Regions from separate parts of the Homo sapiens genome. Here all the other regions are linked to region 4. The links are chromatin contacts, found by Hi-C or POLR2A ChIA-PET in ENCODE. All regions are on one chromosome and are shown on one strand. The core of a region is the stretch at or near the end of the contact, and the rest is flanking DNA. Distances in the headings are between cores, read along the strand shown.

The links. A loop is a pair of places that touch in the nucleus more often than their neighbours do. ChIA-PET counts read pairs that join two places held with the same protein, here RNA polymerase II (POLR2A). Pooled maps may share reads with other maps.
Region 1: a loop to region 4 is called in a pooled map, with 1.9 times the contacts of the local background. The contact joins two enhancer-like sites. A Hi-C loop is called at or near these places in 3 of 168 maps with a recorded cell type or tissue (CD14-positive monocyte, gastrocnemius medialis and psoas muscle) and 5 of 50 pooled maps. POLR2A ChIA-PET finds 5 or more read pairs at or near these places in 5 of 52 experiments (A673, B cell, HEK293 and 2 more).
Region 2: a map with no recorded cell type shows a loop between it and region 4 (13-fold over the local background). The contact joins two enhancer-like sites. A Hi-C loop is called at or near these places in 1 of 168 maps with a recorded cell type or tissue (CD14-positive monocyte), 5 of 37 single-sample maps with no recorded cell type and 4 of 50 pooled maps.
Region 3: a pooled map shows a loop between it and region 4 (2.3-fold over the local background). The contact joins two enhancer-like sites. A Hi-C loop is called at or near these places in 2 of 37 single-sample maps with no recorded cell type and 3 of 50 pooled maps. POLR2A ChIA-PET finds 5 or more read pairs at or near these places in 1 of 52 experiments (endothelial cell of umbilical vein).

What each region holds. Positions count from the first base shown.
Region 1 is chr6:15,061,776-15,064,980 of GRCh38, forward strand. No RefSeq gene overlaps it. Among named protein-coding and RNA genes, the nearest start is that of JARID2-DT, 180 kb to the right of the region's middle. Within about 2 kb of position 1,830, at least 6 of the 41 ENCODE cell types and tissues checked have a DNase peak (open chromatin) inside an H3K27ac peak, as active enhancers do; they include CD14-positive monocyte, where a contact is called at or near this core.
Region 2 is chr6:14,733,552-14,736,697 of GRCh38, forward strand. No RefSeq gene overlaps it. Among named protein-coding and RNA genes, the nearest start is that of LINC01108, 450 kb to the left of the region's middle. RefSeq lists an enhancer at 1-497 and a silencer at 2,771-2,850. Within about 2 kb of position 1,385, at least 8 of the 41 ENCODE cell types and tissues checked have a DNase peak (open chromatin) inside an H3K27ac peak, as active enhancers do; they include CD14-positive monocyte, where a contact is called at or near this core.
Region 3 is chr6:14,709,412-14,712,692 of GRCh38, forward strand. The region is part of intron 1 of LOC101928354 (a long non-coding RNA gene); the gene reads right to left. Among named protein-coding and RNA genes, the nearest start is that of LINC01108, 430 kb to the left of the region's middle. Within about 2 kb of position 1,805, at least 6 of the 41 ENCODE cell types and tissues checked have a DNase peak (open chromatin) inside an H3K27ac peak, as active enhancers do.
Region 4 is chr6:14,909,291-14,912,377 of GRCh38, forward strand. All of the region lies in intron 2 of LOC105374945 (a long non-coding RNA gene), which reads right to left. Among named protein-coding and RNA genes, the nearest start is that of JARID2-DT, 330 kb to the right of the region's middle. RefSeq lists enhancers at 1,333-1,392, 2,083-2,142. Within about 2 kb of position 1,526, at least 11 of the 41 ENCODE cell types and tissues checked have a DNase peak (open chromatin) inside an H3K27ac peak, as active enhancers do; they include CD14-positive monocyte, where a contact is called at or near this core.

The sequences.
Region 1 (3,205 bases), core at 580-3,079, 150 kb after region 4:
TTAGTAGAGATGGGGTTTCGCCATGTTGGCCAGGCTGGTCTCAAACTCCTGACCTTAGGTGATCTGCCCACATCGGCCTTCCAAATTCGTGGGATTACAGGTGTGAGGCACTGTGCCTGGCTGCCTTTTTTTTTTTTTTTTTTTTTTTGAGACAGGGTGTTATTCTGTTTCCCAGGCTGAGTGAAGTAGTGGCTCACTGTAGCCTCAACTTCCCAGGCTCAAGCGATCCTCCCACCTCGGCCTCCTGAGTAGCTGGGACCACAGGCATGCACCATCATGTCCTGTTATTTTTTGTAGAGATGGGGTCTCACTATGTTGCCCAGTCTGGTCTGAAACTGCTGGACTCAAGATCCTCCCACCTCAGCCTTCCAAATTATTGGGATTACAGACATGAGCCACCATGCCCAGCTTAGGACTCATTTTTATTCCATCAGTCTCTGCCCAAAAACTTTCAGTGATTTTTTGTTGTTTAAGACATGTAACCCAAACCCTTCATTTTATAATCCTGGCAGCCTGTCACCCAGCTCAAATCATGACTTCCCGGCACAAAGCTTGTGCTGCAGTCCATCTGTCTCCCTGATCCGTCCCTTATAGAAAGTGAACACCTGCTCTTGCCACAGCTGTCACATGGAGGGACTCCGCCCAGGCCCCTCAGTCTACAAAATTCCAACCGTTCTTGAGAACTTGCTCATTTGCCACACTTCCCTAAGCTGAACATCTAAAGGTAATTCTTCAGGGTCAAAAACTGGGCCTTCCCATATTAAGAGGCATCCCAAGAATGATGACATCACATGTCCTTCTAAGGAATCGAACACTAGCGATTGTGAACTCCAGCAAGAAGATGTTTTGTCTTTGAGATGAGTAATGAGGAGAAAATGGCGTGACGATGGCATTACACGGATAAGGGTCTATTATTCCTTATCCACAATGCTGAAATTCAAGAAGCTCCCCAAACCACAACTTACTACATAACTCATTGCATGTCAAGGCCTGACCTGGCCTGAACTGACATGAGCCTATTTATAGACATTGTCTCATTCCATGTGCATATCTATCCTTTGGCTTCAGAAATAGTAAGATGCTTGATTGCACAATACTGCAGGAGAGTCCACCAGCAGTGGTAGGTAACACCCTGAGTCCTGAAAGCCATGTGGCTCCAAGGATTTCAGATATGGAACTATGGGCCTGTGGTGACTATGATCCTGGTTTTAATGCTCATGTTCATGTTCATGTTCCCCAGCGCTGCATTTATTCTTAGCTTGAGCTTATTTGTGGGATCAGCCTGATTATGGTCGCTGAAAAATCTTTGTCAGAGGCAGTTGGGATAACCAGCCGTGGGCAAATGAAACAAGAAAAGTCAACCAGAGACCAGAGGCTAGCATGTGGCCTAATTCCTCCCCTGGTCTCAATCTTATCACCATGGCCCATCAGAGGTGCTACCTCCTGGCCCTGCCTCACACACCTCCACCCCCAGACATCTTGGGTCTACAGATACTTTAAGAGCCCTGGAAGCACAATTGAAGCTTGCCGGGTGTGGTGGCTCATGCTTGTAATCCCAGCACTTTGGAAGGCAGAGGTGGGCCAATCATTTGAGCTTAGGAGTTTGAGACCAGCCTGGACAACATGGCGAAACTCCATCACCATGAAAAATACAAAAATTAGCTAGGTACAGTGGCATGAGCCTGTAGTCCCAGCTACTTGGAAGGCTGAGGTTGGAGGATCCATTGAGCCTCAGAGGCAGAGGTTGCAGTGAGTCGAGATGGTGCCATTGCACTCCAGCCTGGGTGGCATGAGTGAAACCCTGTCTCAACACACACACACACGCGCATGCACGCACTTCCCTTTTTTAGAGACAGGATCTCATTCACTCAGTCACCCAGACTGGAATGCAGTGCTGCAATAATAGCTCACTGCAGCCTTGAACTCCTGGGCTCAAGTGACCTCAGCTTCCCAAAGTGCTGGGATTACAGGCATAAGCCACCCCACCCAGCCTACATGTGGGGTTTTGGAAGGCAGATCTGGGCCTGTCCACCAACTCTTCTACCAATAAGATGCACGCCTGGGAACAATCTAACTCATTCTCACTTGCCTCATCATTTAAATGGTTATAATTATAATAATTGCTTCTGACATTACTTTTCAGGGTCAAATAATAGAATCAATATGGTAGTTCCATGTAAGTAGTAAGATGATATACAAATGTCATAGTATTTTTATTATTTTTTATGAGCCCATATAGAGAAGAGATATTATTTTTTAAGGTCAGAATATCACTTATACTGGAATACTTATTTGTTAGGATAATACTTCTCAAATATACTTTCTTTTTTTCTTTCTTTTTTTGGAGAAAGAGTCAGAGTCACCCACCCAGGCTGGAATGCAGTGGCGCAATCCAGGCTCACTGCAACCTTCAGCTCCTGGGTTCAAGTGATTCTCCTGCTTCAGCCTCCTGAGTAGCTGGGATTACAGGCAAGCGCTACCACACCAGGCTAATTATTTTGTATTTTTAGTGGAGACAGAGTCTCACCATGTTGCCCAGGCTGGTCTTGAACTCCTGCACTCAAGCAACCCACCCACCTCTGCCTCCCAAAGTCCTGGGATTACAGGCATGAGCCACTGAGTCCAGCCCTTACTTATTTTTTTTATATTTAAAATAAAAATTTTTTCAATATAGAGACAGGGTCTCCCTATGTTGCCCAGGCTGGTCTCAAACTCCTGGGCTCAAGCAATCCTCCCACCTCAGCCTCCCAAATTGCTTGGATTCCAGGCATGAGCCACCACACGCAGCTGCAAATTTATTATCACGTTATTGTTTCAAAAGATACTCCGCTATTAAAATTGAGCAGTCAGAGTCTTTTTTCACTTTTCAGGAAAAAATAAAATCAATGACAGAATTTTCTAAGATTTGGCTGGGCGCGGTGGCTCACGCCTGTAATCCCAGCACTTTGGGAGGCCGAGGCAGGCGGATCACGAGGTCAGGAGATCGAGACCATCCAGGCTAACACAGTGAAACCCCGTCTCTACTAAAAATACAAAAAATTAGCCGGGTGTGGTGGTGGGCGCCTGTTGTCCCAGCTACTTGGGAGGCTGAGGCAGGAGAATGGCGTGAACCCCGGAGGCGGAGCTTGCTTGCAGTGAGCCAAGATTGCGCCACTGCACTCCAGCCTGGGCAAAAGAGTGAGACTCCGCCTCAAAAAAAAAAAAA
Region 2 (3,146 bases), core at 135-2,634, 180 kb before region 4:
CTGAGGAGAGACTGCCTTCTAATGGCGTGACCATCTGCTCCACTTCCTTCGTGTTTGGTCAGTGAATCACGGCAAGTCACAGGCCACCTGAGCATTCTACTCACTTCTTTTGGATGCATCCAGGCCAAAGGCTCAGAGTGTGTTTGAGTTGAGATAGATCTGAGCATATTCAGTTAAATGAGGCCCTCAAAGAGTATGATGGGGAATTATGCCCCACTGCCTCCCAAACTTCAAATGTTGAAGCCCTAACCCTTAGAGCCTCAGACAGTAACTCTATTCGGAGATAGGGTCTGTAAAGAGGTAATTAAGAAAAGGAGCAAAAATGGAGCAAGTTTCCTTCTCCCTTGCGCTATTTCTAAGGTCATGTTATAAAAATCAAATGGAGAATACCTGTCAAACAGTTGATCAAGCAGTGAGGAGAAAGAGAAATAATATTAATTCAAAGGGCATGCTTCAACCCATAGTCAGAACAATCTATTAGTTAATCAAGCAAGATTTATTGATACTCACCAAGAGACTGAATATACAAATGGACAACGGCCAAGCCATAATTAAAAACAACTCCAACCTACAATCTACAGCAGCCAGCCCAGGACACCAACCCATTAGCAACAGCAATCGGCCCAGGAAGCCAGCCTGCTATCATCAGCCAGACCTCTAGAAGTCTAACCACTATCTCTATCAACAAGTTAGGAAGCCAAACAATAACCCCTGTAAGAATCAGCTCCAAATGGCCAGAACTTGACTGACAATGGACAGCCTCCCTGATTTTTGTCCCTGCTTCCAACTTAGGACAAACCAGAGAAAGGCAAATATGCACCCTAAGCAATCACATAGGCATCTGTGCTTCTAGTGAACCACCTCCAGCTTCCCACACCAACAGCCTCCAATCAGCACATACCTGGAGCCTCCCTTTTTTCTACTATGAAGTTTTCCCACTCCTCTGCCCGCATTTGAGTCTCTGCCAAAACACAAACGATAGTAGCTCTGAATAAACAGCCTGTGCTTATTCTTATTTGGTTGGTCTTCATTTATTTCCACACTTCCAAATGCAAGTAAATGTTATGCTAGGCCCTTGAATGGTCAGGGAAAATACAAGGAGATATACGACATGGTCCTTATGCCTAATAAACTTAAAATCTTTGGGACTGGAGATAAAATGCACAAAAAGCAAGAACCACCACCACAATGACTAAGCAAATAATAAAGCCAGTCAGGAATAGTAAGTCTCAAATGCAAGTTCCAGATACTGGACGTAGAAGTCTGGAGAAGAGAGATTACTTTTGGCTGGGGAGGTCAGATATGAACTGAACTTCAGCACACACAAAGGAATTATTCTAGTAATTATTGGGTTCCCCCTTGCTCACATGGTTACTCACACTTGAAAGTTTGCGGTAACAAGAAGGAGCCTTGGCAGGAAGTTTGTTTGTTCCATGACTGCTTTTACTGTCACATGAAGAGTGAGTGGTTGATTTACTGAGAAGTCCCCCTTGTTACCCTTCATAAGCCCCAAGTGAGTCAGGACCTTCCCTTGGTCATCAAACTGGAGACAGGACACCCTTGCCCAGTTAGCATTTTAGTTCAGCTTGCCTGGGTTCTCATTCCAAATTCCTGCCCCCAAATCCTTGGTCACCCCCAAGAGTAGATCTTTATCCACAACAGGCCACTGTTGAACCTAAGGTTTCCCAGAGGAAACCAGAAAAGACTTCCCTTATGTTGGGGTTTTAGGGTACCCAATAAATAGGACCCCTCTTTCCTGCCCAACTTCTGAGCCAATTAAGAGGAATAGGAATCAGGCAGATAGAGGGAAAATATCACCATTCTTTTAAGTTGACAAAGTCTTGGTTGGTGGCTATCATTTCAGGTCCTTGGGCTTGTTAATATTGTACCACTGATGGCAAACAGAAACTTTGCAACATGGAGATTTACCACTTAAAAGTTAAGGCTTGGAGGGGCAGAGGATGTTTACTTTCCTCAGGCTCTTCCCAGAGAGAAAGGAATAGGTGAGGCGTACATCTTCCATTGCTTCTCCCAGGCCGACTGAAGTTCCTCTTCCTCCAATGAAGTGAAGGAGAGAGAGGATGCAGGCGGCCAGGGGATTTACTCAATGGAAACATGTCCCCAATAGAAACAAGGACAGCAGGGAACAAATGTTCCCATCAGCTACCTACAACAGGTAAGGCTAAGTCTCTGTGGGGTTGAGGTCCCTTGCCCCCAGCGCACATACACACACACACACACACACACACACACACACACACACACAGCCACCAATGCCATGCTCATGCTTTGTATAGTTTTGGGATTTGTGACAACTTTTAAGTCTGAGGGGAATGAATGTACTCATGAAGAAAATCTCCACCGTTAAGGAAATGCCCTTGGTGTGGACTAGTGCTAGAGGCACAGACCTTGAGTAGGGAGTCCTGAATTCCTATCCCAGTGCTGAGTTAAGCAGCTCTATAGTTATTCAAGGTCTCTTGCCCTCCATGTGCTCTGTCCTCAGTTATGCACTGGAGATCAGAATACCTGTCCTGCCAAGTGTGTGAAAGACAAGATAAAACCAGAAAGGGCCTCTGAATAACCCAGCTCCACTTCACAGAAGCACTGGGGTGGTTCCATATTCAGAGAAAATAGTAATGTTTTTCTTGAAAAATAGAGTAGATGTGAAGCAACTTTCTGTCACTTCTCAGTACTTTTTTAGCACCAGAGAGTTTATCCAAGGTGGACCCCATCAAAGTGAAACAGAAGGGAGGGGTGGGGAGGTCCCCCTAACCCATAAGCTTAAGGGTTGGGTGTTACTGACTCCATTTGGAGAACACGCAGCCAGGGGCTTAATGACACATTTTGATTGATTACACTGGTAACTCTGAAACCTGGTACAGATTACCTTTTGCCCTCAGTGGGGCTTTACCTGAATCATTCCTCTAGAGCAAGAAAGCTGAACATCATTACTTTCAGAGTGATAAATCAGAGAAGGGTAGGAATTGAAAGGGCACTCGACTTTTTCTTCAACTTCTTGAAGAATAAGACTACTAGAGGATTAGTCCTTGGCCACCACTTTTTTGTAATTCCCTGGGCAACAAACTAGTCCTCGACCTAGATGGAAAAAATGGTGAGAAAAAAAGGAAGGGGAGAACAAAGAATGA
Region 3 (3,281 bases), core at 555-3,054, 200 kb before region 4:
ACTGGCCAGCTTACCACCTTCTGAAACTCGGGTGGCTGAGATCCAAGGCCAACAAGACTGAAGAGATGAGTCGCAGCAGTGGAACCCAACAGCTGCCACTGTAATTCAGGGAGCGTCCCCATAATCTGGCAGGGCAGAGTGGAACCTGTCATCCCCAGGAATTAGGGACAATTCAACCTGCAACCCTCAGAAGTTAGGTCTCCAGTAACTGCTACTGTTAAGAAAGTCCTCTCTTGCCTCTTCCTGGTTTGCAAATGTTGCTAGCCCTCTTGGATTAGCGAGCTAGGCCCCGTCTCGGAAGCGAGGTGTGGCACTTCACCCAGCAGACACACCCTCACAGACAGTCCCCATGTAGATGACAAGAAAAAGCTGACAACCAACGGTCCCAGGCTCTTCCATTATGATTGAAGCTCATGGGAGCTCGGCATCACTTAAAATGTTCTGTAAAGTTCTCAGGATGGTATTTAATAAGGCAGCAATTCAGTGTCAGTTCAAAAGCCATTTGGGGTGGAAATGGAGGGTAAAGTTGAGATGTCATAAACTCAGTAGCTTCCAAATTTTATTACAGGCTTTTTCAGGTCTAACAATAGCAATTTGGAGAAGGGAGAGAAAAGACATTACTCAGTCTTCAAAAGTACACCCCAAACTCATGCGAACTGTGAGCTGACACTGCCATCTGCTCTCCCTGACATGTGGTGTGGGAAGCATGATTACCATTTTCCTCTAAGGCCAGCGTCCTCTTTAGGATTCTCCCTCTAGCACCGGGCCTAGGACAGTCTTAATCCTGACAGTCCAGAACTTCAATTTTACTATTCACTCAACAAATACTTTTCAAGCATTTATATGCGCCAGACACTGTTATAAAGTCTGGGATGTAGCAATCACTAAAGTAGGAAAAGTTCTGCCTTGTTGGGGTGTTTATTTGCTAGTTAGGGGGACACAGGAATTAACAAATAATCAAGTATGAATAAACAGACTATCAGATGGTGATAGGTGCTATGGAAAAAGCAAGGCAGATTAAGAAGGACAGAAATCATCCAGGCAGGGGTGGGGGGAGTGGGGGATGTGGATTATGTGGTGCGGTCAGGGAAGGTCTCACTGAAGAGGTAACATCTCAGGAAGACCCAAGCAGGGGAAAGAGAGGCCATGTAGAATTGCAGGGCAGGGTTTTTCAGGCAAAGGGATCAGAAAGGGCCAAGACTGTGAGGCAGGAGAGGGATTGGTGTGTTTACAGAACAGCAAGGGGCCAAAAGGAGCGAGGAATGACGGTGACAGTGGAAGGAGCTAAGACAGGAGAGGTGGCCGGAAGCCAGATCGCTTGCAACCTTGCAAACCATTTTAAGGACTTCACCTTTAACTCAGCACATCAGTCAGGGCCTAACCAGGAGACAGAAGCCACACCAGTTATTTTAACACGGCTAATTTAATATAAAGAATAATTTTCTAGGAATAAAGTCTTAACCAGGTAACTGAAAGAGTAAAAAGACAACTCTAAGGTGTCTTTCGTATAACAACTTCAGGAAGCTCCACCCCTGGGGCTGGCAGAAGAAAAAGGGGGCTGTCGGATAATTAAAATTTAGAAGCTTAGAAAACAGTCCCATGGGGCTAGAACCCAAACCTCAAAGATGGGGCAATGGCAGTCAGTGCTGTGGCCCTAAAAAGGCACAATGAGTCTGGTTCTTGAGTGTAGGAAAAATTGCAACGTAGATTGAACAGCTGCTACAGGAAGAAACTGCTGCTGCCAAGATGAAGCAGCAGTACTGGGGTGCTGCACACAGGAGCCACAGGCAGACAGGATACCCATGGGAAAGAGTAGGAGCCTCTCTAGCAACCCCTACTGGCTGAGTGCAACAAGGAGCCCAACAAAGGAGAAATGCAGTGTTCAGGGGCCCAGCATAGAATCAAGTATTGAAGGAAGGCTTTGGAGCTGAAAGATGATAACTTACTAACTGGAACTCTCTGAATGAGATAAGATTTTGAGCAAGGAAGTGACAAAAGCTGACTCACTCTGACATCTGTGTTGAAAACAGACAGTAGAGGAGCAGCAACAGTGGAGGAGGGAAGGAGTGGATGGATTCTGAATACAGGCATCCCACTGGATTTGCTGATGGTGTCCATGTGAGCTGTGAAAGAGAGGAGTCAAGGGTGACTCCTTCATCGAGGCCTGAGTAACTGAATGGAGACAAATTTACTGAGGGAGCAGGGAGAGCAAGGGGGCAAGAACAAGCTTGTTAGGTCAGCTTAGGTGTGAGGTGCCTGTTAGAAATTCAACTGAGGGGCTGGGCGCCTGTAATCCCAGCACTTTGGGAGGCTGAGGCGGGTGGGTCACCTGAAGTCAGGAGTTTGAGTCCAGCCTGGCCAACATGGTGAAACCCCACCTCTATTAAAAATACAAAAATTATCTGGGTGTGGCAGACACCTGTAGTCCCAGCTACTCAGGAGGCTGAGGTGGAAGAATTGCTTGAGCCCAGGAGGCAGAGGTTGCAGTGAGCCAAGATCGTGCCACTACACTCCAGCCTGGGTGACAGAGTGGGACTCCATCTCAAAAAAAAGAAAGAAAGAAATTGGACTGACAATGACAGCAGGCAGTTGCATCCCCAAGCCTGGGGAGGGTTTAAGTTAGAGATATAAATTTGAGGCTCACCCATCATATAGATGGATTTTAAAGCCACATGATTGAATGAGATCATGCGTGTCATCTCAACGTCACTTAGAATATGACATGGCTAAGAATCAGCTCTGGAATCAGAATGATGTCAATTTGAATTCAAACTCTATCGTCACTGGATTTTCTCAGATGTTCTAAGCCCTGATTCCCTCATGTGTAACCTAGAGATGATACTAATCATGCTGACTACACTGATCTTATGTACGGATTAGATTCAGTAACGTAAGGAAAGCCCTTACACCAGTGCCTGATATCAACTCTTATAAATAAGAGTTATTATCATTATCATAGTTTTATGATATTATTAGTAGTCAAAGATAGCCAGAGCCTAGAAAATTAGGCTTCTAAGACCCAAAAGCAAAGAGACCTGAATTGTACTAAAAAGACAACTTATTAATTGTAGGAGAAGATACAGTGGCATCTTATGTGAAATAGGTATATAAACCATGACTCTGAATTACTGTGGCTTTCCTTTTACAGATACATTTATTCGGAGTACTAAAAATTTTTTTTTTTTTTTTTTTTTTTTTTTTTTTTGTAGAGACAGGGTCTCATGTATTGACCAGGCTGGTCTCCAACTCCTGGCCTCAGTGTCCCAAAGTGCTGGGATTCA
Region 4 (3,087 bases), core at 276-2,775:
TAATCCCAAAGGTTTGGGAGGCCAAGGTAGGAGGATCACTTGAGCCCACGAACTTAAGACCAGCCTGGACAACAAAGTGAGACCCCATCTCTACAAAAAAAAAAAAAATTTAAAAATTAGTTAGGCATCGTGCACACCTGTAGTCTGTTACTCAAGAGGCCGAGGTGAGAGGATCCTCTTGTAACTTGAGTTCAAGGCTACAGTGAGCTACAGTGAGCCACGTTCACACCACTGAATTCCAGTCTGGGCAACAATAACAACAACAACAAAATATAAATGGATGCTAAAAATAATGGATAATAGTTTGTTGAGAAACAGAATACTTGTATAGTCTGGAATTATCTCCCCACATTGTACTTATTAATTGCAAAGGGAAAAATAATAATTTTACAATATAGAAACCTGGTAGACGAATAAAGTGATCAAAATCTATCCTCTATAATGAGACAAACTGACATTATAAGTCTTCTATATAAAACACTGAGAAGTGCTTTAAATCTTTGATATAAAACATGACCCTGACCAGGCATAGTGGCTCACACCTGTAATCCCAGCACTTTGGAAGGCCGAGGTGGGTGGATCACCTGAGGTCAGGAGTTCGAGACCAGCCTGGCCAACACGATGAAACCCTGGCTCTACTAAAAATACAAAAATTAGCCAGGTGTGAGGGAAGGTGCCTGTAATCCCAGCTACTCAGGAGGCTGAGACAGGAGAATCACTTGAACCTGGGAGGCGGAGGTTGCAGTGAACAGAGATCATGCTGCTGCACTCCATCCTGGATGACAGAGCGAGACTCCATCTGTTCTGTAGATCTGAAATTAGTTCAAAATGTAGATGTTTAGGAAATAAATTAACTGAACCCTGATTCATGGATGTATTATGATTTTCTCATTGTATAGACCTGACACAAATTAGGTACATTCTATGGCACATCTCATTTAGGGAAATTAAAGGGAAAAAGGTACATTCGGGAAAAGGTGAGCACAGGGATGAAGACACCATCTCCATATCCCTCGGCTGCTTCATTAACAGCCTGTTATTTTACAGCGAGGCCAGTGACACCTTGTCTATGCTTGAGTTTTCTCCACAACACAAGCAAAGTATGATGAACAGTATGATGCGGTACTAGCTCCACAGTACCATGGGAACTAGCTAGAGATTTCTCACCTGCTCCTTCATGTAACCTTTTGGCTTTTTGTTCCTGTCCTCTATTTATGAAAGAAGTAAAATGATAAGAAAGCATGCACAGTTTGTGATAGTGGATTAGCAGGTCACAAGCAGGTCTGTCTACCCTCCTTCCAGGACATCCGAGTTTCACCTTTGAAATTACAATGGTGGATCTGTCCCCTCCCCGATCTAACATTTTAATGTCCTCCTTTAGGCTTTAGACATCAGTGTCCAGACGTCCTATGAGTGGAGTCTCCAGCACCCACAGAAGTGGCTCCCTGTTGTCCCTGTGGTTCCCCAAATGTCACTGCTCTTCCCCAGCAAGAATTTGGCCGTGGCTTGATCCGAAGCAGCTGTTGCATGGCGCAACAGTGCAGAACAGTTTGGGACAGGAAGTGAAAGAGACCACATCCTCTTGAAACTGCAGGGAAAGTTTATTAGGCCTCGTATCATGGCTTCACATTGTTAGGAAGTGGCAGTTGGACTCTCCTCTGCCTCAGGAGTTTGGATGAGGCATTGGTCACTGTGTTGTCTGCCTCTTGACTTTCATCTGGAGAAGAATGCCAATGCCTACCCCGGCGCTTGACCAGAAAACTCCTTAGACAGTCACTCTGAAGGCTCCTAGAAAGTGAAAATCGTGAAAACGTATTGAAGGCCTGCTATGCCTCTGTCTGAGCACTTAAAACACTTAGAATTTGAGAATCCTGGAGCCACTTAAAATTGGCCTTGGAGTCTGATATGGTTTGGCTCTGTGTCTCCACCCAAATCTCATGTCGAATTGTAATCCCCAGTGTTGGAGGAGGGGCCTGGTGGGAGGTGACTGGATCATGGGAGTGGATTTCCCCTTTGCTGTTCTTGTGAGAGTGAGAGTTCTCACAAGGTCCGGTTGTTTAAGGGTGTAGCATCTCCCCCTTGTCTCTCTTCCTCCTGCTCTGGCCGTAGAAGACGTGCCTGCTTCCCCTTCCCCTTCTGCCATGATTGAAAGTTTCCTGAGGTCTCCCCAGCCATGCTGCCTGTACAACCTCTGGAACCATGAGCCAATTAAACCTCTTTTCTTTATAAATTACCCAGTTTCAGGTATTTCTTTATAGCAGTGCAAGAACAGACTAATACAGAGCCCATTTCACCCAATCTGACAATCTAGTTGCAGACAAAACATACACACTAGCAAATATCCTTGCAGTTCCAGGCCATGAATTTAAGAAGTCAGATGTACGGTAGCAGTCGTTAAGTGCAGGAGGCACAGGAAAAGCTGTGATTATGGAAATCTTAGGACTGCCCTCCTATACCCAAAGAGAGGAAGGTGAGGAACCCTGTCCCCAAAACCTTAATTTCCAGAACAAGCCCTCCACCTGAGGAAACAGGAATTAACAGGCAACAAAGATAAAAGGGGAGATGGGTTCAGGGTCTTAGGGCTAGGGAAGGAGAGGAGCAGGTGGCAAGTTGAGAGGGAAGGTTTAATAACATGAGATTGCCTCGGTTCAACAAAGAAGCTCCTAATCTCGAAGCTGAGTCTCTTACACATGTGAGTTTTTAATCAGAGGCCCCAAAACAGTAATCAATCTGTAGTTTCCACCAACACAAATGAGACGCATGGGAAGGAAGGAAGTAGGAAAGAAGTATTGCTTTGTTTTTGGTTTGTTGGGGCTTTTTTCTTTTCTCCTCTGGTCCACCTAAATCGGTTTGTGTGCTTAGCCCATTGCCTGAGGTATTGTTTGCATTGTCTTTCTCCTCTAGCCTCCCCCAGCTACCATCCCCTTCATCTCACATCCAAAGCTCTGGATGTGGGTTCGATAGGAAGATGGCAAACACCAGCATGTACCCTAGATCAGACATAAGGAGTAGAGCCTGTCTGGCAAGCCACCAAGCTTGGCTCTCTTGGAGGTTCTGCAAAGGGAGATAAAATGTGCCTTTTGCAGT